Linked DNA regions of Mus musculus: region 2 is linked to region 1. The links are chromatin contacts, found by Hi-C or POLR2A ChIA-PET in ENCODE. All regions are on one chromosome and are shown on one strand. Each heading gives the region's core, a stretch centred on a gene start or an enhancer-like site at or near the end of the contact. The rest is flanking DNA. Distances are from core to core; before and after follow the strand shown.

What was found. A loop is a pair of places that touch in the nucleus more often than their neighbours do. ChIA-PET counts read pairs that join two places held with the same protein, here RNA polymerase II (POLR2A).
Region 2: a loop to region 1 is called in a map of heart, with 2.4 times the contacts of the local background. The contact joins the promoter of Mrvi1 here to the enhancer-like site in region 1. A Hi-C loop is called at or near these places in 1 of 37 maps with a recorded cell type or tissue (heart). POLR2A ChIA-PET finds 5 or more read pairs at or near these places in 2 of 5 experiments (Patski and embryonic stem cell).

Annotation. Positions count from the first base shown.
Region 1 is chr7:110,940,001-110,943,752 of GRCm38, reverse strand. All of the region lies in intron 2 of Mrvi1 (MRV integration site 1), which reads left to right. Among named protein-coding and RNA genes, the nearest start is that of Gm16336, 37 kb to the right of the region's middle. Within about 2 kb of position 1,717, at least 1 of the 3 ENCODE cell types and tissues checked has a DNase peak (open chromatin) inside an H3K27ac peak, as active enhancers do; it is heart, where a contact is called at or near this core.
Region 2 is chr7:110,980,599-110,984,241 of GRCm38, reverse strand. Mrvi1 (MRV integration site 1) reads left to right here and starts at 1,781. Exons shown (of 21, transcript NM_194464.3): 1 at 1,781-2,229.

The sequences.
Region 1 (3,752 bases), core at 468-2,967:
TTCAAACTTCAGAGTCTGACTTGTAGTAGTTTATTCTAGGCATATTTAAGCACAGCACAATTTGGTGAAAACTTCCCTAGTGATGATAACTCAACCCTGTGTGTACAATAAAGCACAAATGAAGCTAAATAAAGTTCAGATGTGACTATACAGAAACTCTTTGTAAAGTACATGTGGCACCATCCATTAAATGGGTTTATAGATGGAGAAAAACAAGCTTTCAATAAGGGTCTAAGGGAGATTCTAGTGTTGTCTAGGGCATACATATAACTCAAAGGCTGCTCCCAGCCTTGTGTTCAGATAACAGGTCATACATCCATTCTTTCAAAGGAACAACCCTGTGTGTTTGACATTCCAGGTTTCCCTAGTACCTGTCCTCTCTAGCACAGAGACCCCTGACCTCCTACAAACAAAAGCACTCCTAAACTGAGTATAATAAAAGATTAGCAAAGAAACAGCCTCATCCCTAGATGAAGAATAGGAGTCCTATTCTTCCTACATCTGTAGCTCTCAGCATTTAAGAGAGGGTGCTGCTCTTATAGAGGACCTGAGTTCAGTTCCTAGCATCCATCCAGAACTGCCTGCAACTCCTGCTTCAAGATATCTGATGCCCTCTTTTGGCCTACACATTCATGCACACACACACACACACACACACACACACACACACACACTTAAAAAAAAAGTAAATATATTTTAAAGTACTTTCAAACCTTATTAAGCCACCCCCCCTTGTTACCCCCATGGCTGTTACCTGCTTGTTGGTCCAGCTCAATGAAGACCAGGGCCTGGGTGAAGCTTCTTAGAGGTACAGCATTGGGAGGAACCCATGTGCTAGCTGTAGAGTCAATGGTTAAGTCCCTTGATTGGCCAGTAGGAACCCTGAAAGCCAGTTCCCCACAAGCTACGCCTACCTGTGACCTGGAGCCAAAACTAATATTTAAAGAATAATGAGATGGGTTCTAATGGTCTCTGAAGGCTTTTCAGGTGCTGTGATTCTGTCTCTGGGCTTGTAGGAATCTGAAGCTATCCTGACTTTTTTTTTTGTTTTGTTTTGTTTTTTTTGTTTTTGTTTTTTTTTTGTTTTTTTGCAAGTTGCAATGGCTGAGACAGCACCGGAATCTGGAGGAGGATGCTTGAGGGACTCAAGCCAAATGGGATCCAGGAGGCCCAGGTCCCTCAGAGAAGACAGAGAACAGGGTTTAAGACTGCGATCTCTGTGGTCTGACCACATTGGCCTTGAATTCCAGCTCCTCTGCATCCTCATCCAGAGACCTAGAACCAAGGCTGTTAGATTTCTGATTGTTAGAGTCCCCGTGGTTACCTGTGTGCTACTTTGAACAAGGGTTAGCTGTTGCCACTTCTGTTCAGCCTGCTCAGCTCAGCCCTGAGGCAATTTATACCCTTGCACAGAGGTTCAAGGTCCACGTGAGACTTTCATTCTTTTACTTTCTGGTCTTGCTACCAGGCTCTGGGCCTCTCTTAGTTCTCCGGAAGCCAGATAGGCATGGTTCATAAAGAGCCTCTGCTCACACTGGGCTCCTGAGGTAGCATGGCCACAGGGGAGGTTCAGCTCTCCCAAGCTAGCTGGAGCCTCCAGGGGCAGAAAGAAACCTGACTCCCCAAGAGTACAGAAGTCAGGCAGCCAGGAAAGCAAGGCTGGCCAGGGTTCAGCCGGAAGTTCCCGTTCTGTGTAAATTCCCACTCTGTAAAACAGGCAAGGAACAGAGCATCCTTCCAAGTTTATAGCTCCCTGGGGTCCAGCCCTAGTTTTGAATACTCCAGTCCCAAGCCTCTGTTTCCCACCACTAGCCTGAGTGCTAGCTGAGTCTTCACAACAAAACCCTTGAAGTAGGAGAGCTATATTGTTCTCTTCACTGCAACTGCTAATTGGAATTCGTAATCTATCCCTACAGTGAAGTGAAGCCTTCTGGCAGTGACTCAGCAGTATGCATTCTCTAGGGCCCAGGCCAGGACACAGAGTGCTGACTGAATTGAAGCTGTTGGGACACATACCTTGGACCTTTGGGGACCACAGAATGACAGGCTGTCAGCTAGAAAAACCCTATGTCTTAGTTTGCTTTTTGTTGCTGTGATAAACATCACAACAAAATGTAGCCTGGGGAGGAAAGGGTTCATTTTATGTTTCACTTCCAAGTATCAGTACATTACTGAGGGAAGTCGGGCAGGGACCTGGAGCAGAATGCATGGAGAATGCATGCAGACCTGTTCTTCTTCACTGTGCAGCCACAGACCCCAGATGCAGTGTGACCAAGTCATCGGTACTTTCCTGAGCTGTGACCAGGAACCACTTAGGAAGCTGACTCATTGGGACAGCATGCATCCTCAGAGGTGCTTGGCACACTTGGGGTATAGGAGCTCCTGTCAGTAAGAGCCTGGGTTCCACTTGTCCAAGTTCTTTTCTCCTTTGAGGGTTTCTACAAGTCTCTAGGAACAGGTTGCTCGAGTTCATGGACAGAGCATCTGGCTTCCTGTTGTCAGCTCCAGCATTCACCACTCCACCTCTGTCTTCCACCTCCCTGCACACAAAGCCACTTGATGATAACAGGCATCCGGGCACCGGAAACTACTGAGCTGTATTCATACATTTAGCTTTAGATTAAAAAATTACTCTTTGGAAAACGTCCCACATTTATATAATGTATTTTGATCCTACCCACCCACCACTCCCTCCTTTAATTCTCCATAGTGCCCATCTATCTCTCTCCCATTTCTTGTCTCCTTTTGTTATTAATAATTACCCGAGTCTGCTTAGTGATGCTTCTTCCATATGCACAAGAAGGCGTGGCTAACTTGCTAGCAGCTGCTTTCCAGATAGAGAATGACTCCTCCATAGCTATTGACTCACAGTAGTTCCTCTGCTAAAGGTGAGGGAATTTTGACTGGCTTGATCTTATGAAGGTCTTGTGCAGGTAAGCACAGCTGCTGTGCGTTGGTGTATTCAACAACCGTGTCATGCTAAAGGTTAGCATTTTATAGTTTCCCTTTCCACCTACTGATTCTTACACTCCACCCCCCTTCTGAGATGTTCCCTGAGCCTTGGATGGTGGGAGGTTGACAAGATGACCCCTTGACAGCTGAGCACTCACAGTTACTTATACTCGGCACCTTGACCAATTATGAGTCTCTGCGTTAACCACCACCCGCTGCGAAAAGAACCTTCTCTGTAAAATTGAGAGCAGCACAAATCTATGGGCATAAGCATACATATTTAGAAGGCAGTTAGAGAGTATGACCATTTAGTAAGACAACAGTAAGTTCTATTCTGTGATCTACGATCCATCTCCCTAAGTCATGGACTTTTGATCAGGTTTATAGCACCAGGCATGAAATTCATCCTGGAGGTCAGGGCTCACATCGATCAGAAAGGATTGTTGCCCTCATAATCATTATACCACTATTCCATCAGTGGACACATCTTGCCAGGCAGGCCAGTATTGTAGTGTGCAGGGTACATTACTGGGTAAGATGGTTGGTGTTTTTTCTCCCCCAGTATCCTGCATAGCACCATCTGGCAATATGTAAGCCCGAAGGCAGAAGAGGGTTTTCTGGGCATTCTGGGTTGATTACTTTATGTCTTGCATCCAAAGTAACAGATTTAACTTTTAGTGTACTGTAGCTTGTGGCAGAAGGGCTTACCAAACTCCCTCTACAACTGACACAAGCTCAGGTCAAAAACCTTTTCAAGGTATCTGCTGGGCTGGAGAGACAGATCAGTGGTTAAGAGCACT
Region 2 (3,643 bases), core at 532-3,031, 40 kb before region 1:
TACTAATATATCTCAGAGCAGTGGCTCTCAACCTACCTAATGTTTTGACCCTTTAATACAGTTCCTTATTATGTGGTAAGCCCCCAACCATAAAATTATTTCATTGGTACTTCATAACTGTAATTTTGCTATGTTATAAATCGTAATGTAAATCTATGATATACAGGATGTCTGATATGCAAACCCAGTGGGGTCGTGACCCACAGATTGAGAACCACTGTCTGAACGGCTTTTCCCATCACTACAGCAAGAACTCCCGTCTCCTTTGTTATGGCTGCACCCATCTTCTTTTATGGCCCCCAAGTAGCGGACATTTATACCATTCCTAATCCCTTGCTTTTATAAACAATGCTGCAGCGGGTAATCATGCTCATCTGTCATTTCCCTAGTGTGGGAGTTGTTTATAAAATAAATTCCTAGAAGTAGAACTGGGTCAAAGGGCACAAGCCTTATAACCTTGTCAGCCCTGATGTGTCCTCTTATAGAGTCTGCTCCACTTTGCACAGTCACCAAGTGATGTTTTATAAAATGCTTGTAATTGAAGTGAATTTTAAAAAGTCACTTGGTGACTGCCTTGCGAGTCTGGTGAAAGCTTCAGGCCACCACCAGGAGAAACACAGCCAAGTGCTGGCTCAGAGACTCACCGAGGCCGTACAGGACCCCTTCGGTTAGAGCCATGGTGGAGAGGGTGGTAGGTGGTAAAGAGGAAGGAGTTGTAGATGGAACCACCTCAGCTCATGTCTAGGCCCTGGCACTCAGGCTGCAGAGCATCTGAAGAGCAGATCTATTTCTTTGAGCCTCGATTTCCTTTTCAAAAGAAAGATGTAATGATTCTGTTTGAGAAGACACTTGTGAGATAGACACTTGCTTCCAGGCAAAGTATCAAGTGCACTGTTAGGAATAGAGTGGGTGTTTACTAAGAGGCTTACACACATACAAAAGTGTGCATACACTCACAAGCACGCAAAGCCTTAGGTTCAGTTTTAGCCTCTGGCTCCCAGGAGTTCTTGTAATACCCTTTAGAGCTCTCACACAGGACCAACAAGTGAATCTGCTGTGGAGTTCTCAGGTTTAGCCAGTAAAAATGCCCAGTTTCATTTAACTTCAAATGAGCAACATACAATCTTGTGGTACAATTATGTATTTGGGGGCATCCTTATATGGAAATAATAGCATTTCGTTTGAGATTTAAATTTGAGTATCTGGTTATCTGGCCACCCCTCCCAAGGGCTTCTCTGTTGCTGTCTCTAACTGCAGAAGGGGCTGTGGGGCCCCCATGTGGCTGTGTTAGGGTTGACAGTCTGTGATCCCAGGCTTGGACTATATTGAGGATGAAGACCAAGCGTGGCAGAAGAAAGGCAGCTTTCCCCACCGGAGTTGAGGTAACTCAGGGTTGGAAACTCTTCCGTGCCTTTCTAGTACCTATGAGACCCTAACCCACAGTGTCCTGATTTTTCATTGTTGTCCCACTTCAGAGATGAATAGACTGAGATTTGCTATGTTAAGGCTACAGGATGGTTAAGTGGAGGAGCTGGGGCTGACCCCTGGGGCTGCTGCCAGGCCTGGACTTAGTTAATCCCCCTCACCATGCCCCTGTTCTCTCTAGCAATCCCGAGGGTTTAAGATGGGAGCAGCCTCCGCCTCCAAATCCCTGGGACAGGAAACATTCCCAGCTTCTGCTGGCGGTGAGCCAGGATCTTATCTAGGCTCACATGCTTGCTGGACACTCAGGGGTGGGAGGCTGGTCTGCAGATGTCCCCTTCATACCCCTCTGGCACAGACAGAGTCCAGCATCTTCAACTGCTCCCCGCCCCAAGGCACTGCCATCGGCTATGGGGGTGCCCCTTGCAAAAGCCTGGGGATAGGGGCTACTATTCAGGCCCAACCTTCCTTGAACCCTAGGCTGGCTGGAAGGCTTCTCCTGCTTTCAACCCAGAGCCAGGCTGCAGGGGGCCCTGGTGGAACACTGGTTCCCAGTCCCAGCCCCTCATCCAGCCCCTCTCTGAGGAGGAGGCAGGCAGCTGGGGCTCTGCAGCCAGAGCTTTTCAGCTTGGAGCTCTGGAGCCAGATGTAACATTGACCTTAAATGGTAAAAGCTCCCCAGAGTGAAGAGAGGCTGGCCGGGAGGAAAGGGGAATAACTCAGTTTTAGGTAAGTCATCGCTATTGCCTAGAATAACCTGCCTCTTCAGCCCAAGGGAAGCAGAGAGGCGTCTTCTCCTCCTTAAAGGTACAGGGCGCTGGGATGGGGGCACTTAACTTTAAGTTGCATGGGAGGTGGCCTGGTTGGGTGATATTTTAGCCGAGTCTTTTTATTGTTGCTGTCTTAAGTTTTAAATAAGAAGTGAAACTCACGATCCTCACTAAATCCTGCCCCTTCTACTTGCTGTTGGAAAGCACGCACAGTTTGGGGTAAAGATGTGACTGCTCACTAAGCCCCTTACTCCTGGCTCTCCTGCAGGATCCTTTGTGACAGTAGAGAAATGCCCGGTGCTGTGCAAAGCAGACAGGCTGGCCTTTCTTCCCTGGGGCTTCCCGTGTCTCTCCTTTGTTCCCTCTCAAGTCTTGCGTGTGAACCCGTTTGTCCAGCCATCTTCACCATTGACTCTGTCCATTTCTATGCTTTATCTTCCTGACCTGTGCTCTGGTCACATCTCTCTTTTTGTATCTGTCCCCTGTCCCACCACATCATGTCCCCTTTCACAGATCTCTCTCTCTCTCTGTATATATATGTGTGTGTGTGTGTGTGTGTGTGTGTGTGTGTGTGTGTGTGTGTGAGTGTGTGTGTGTGTGCCTACATCCTAGCTTGCACCTCTCCAGAGGTCCTAGAGTGAGTGGCACTCGGGCCGACTTTCTCAAAGAGAGGGTAGCAGAGCGAGGCTCAGGAAAAGCCCAGCTGCTGGGCTGCTTCCTGCACAGTAAACAGTTGTAAAAGCTGGAGAGGCCTCATAGTCTGCATAAACAGCAGCATGGCCCCAGGACCCCTGGCTGGCGCTCCTGCCTCCACAAGTGACAGCTGCTGCTCTTTAACACTCTTCAGACAGCTCTCGGGTGGCATAGAAAGCAAGGCAGCCCTGAACTTGGCTGAGCTGTATTTTGCCCGGAGAGGGAGAAAGCTGCTAGCGCTGCCAGGCTAGAGCAGGAGTGAGGCAGGCCTTGGGAGGAAGAGTCTCTCTCACAACAAGAGGTGATACACACTAGCGGGGCATGTGCAGTTCCTCATCATCTCAGCACCTTGCCTACGTCACACAAGAAGGGTCAGAGCTAGGATTTGAAAGCATGCCTACACCAGTCCCCACCTGACAACTGTGAGCACCTCCAATAGTGGCCTCTGATTTTCAGCTAAGTGATAATGCAGTTGTCTCTGTTATATTTGGTTCATAATTCAGCGGCATGTATGTGCATGTGTTGGAGATGACTGTCTGTGTTCAAGACCATGTCTTCTTCCATATGTGTGGTGGCATGTCATTTCCATGAACCCTATATGTCCCTCTCAGAAGGAAAACTGTGCCAATTGCCACAACGTGAACAAGACATTGTCCATAAATGTATTTGCTGAGCCACAGAGAAGTCCCACAACTGATGTGACCTCAGTTGGCCATCTCTAGAGGTTCCGCTCTTGACACCTCCCATCCCACACACAC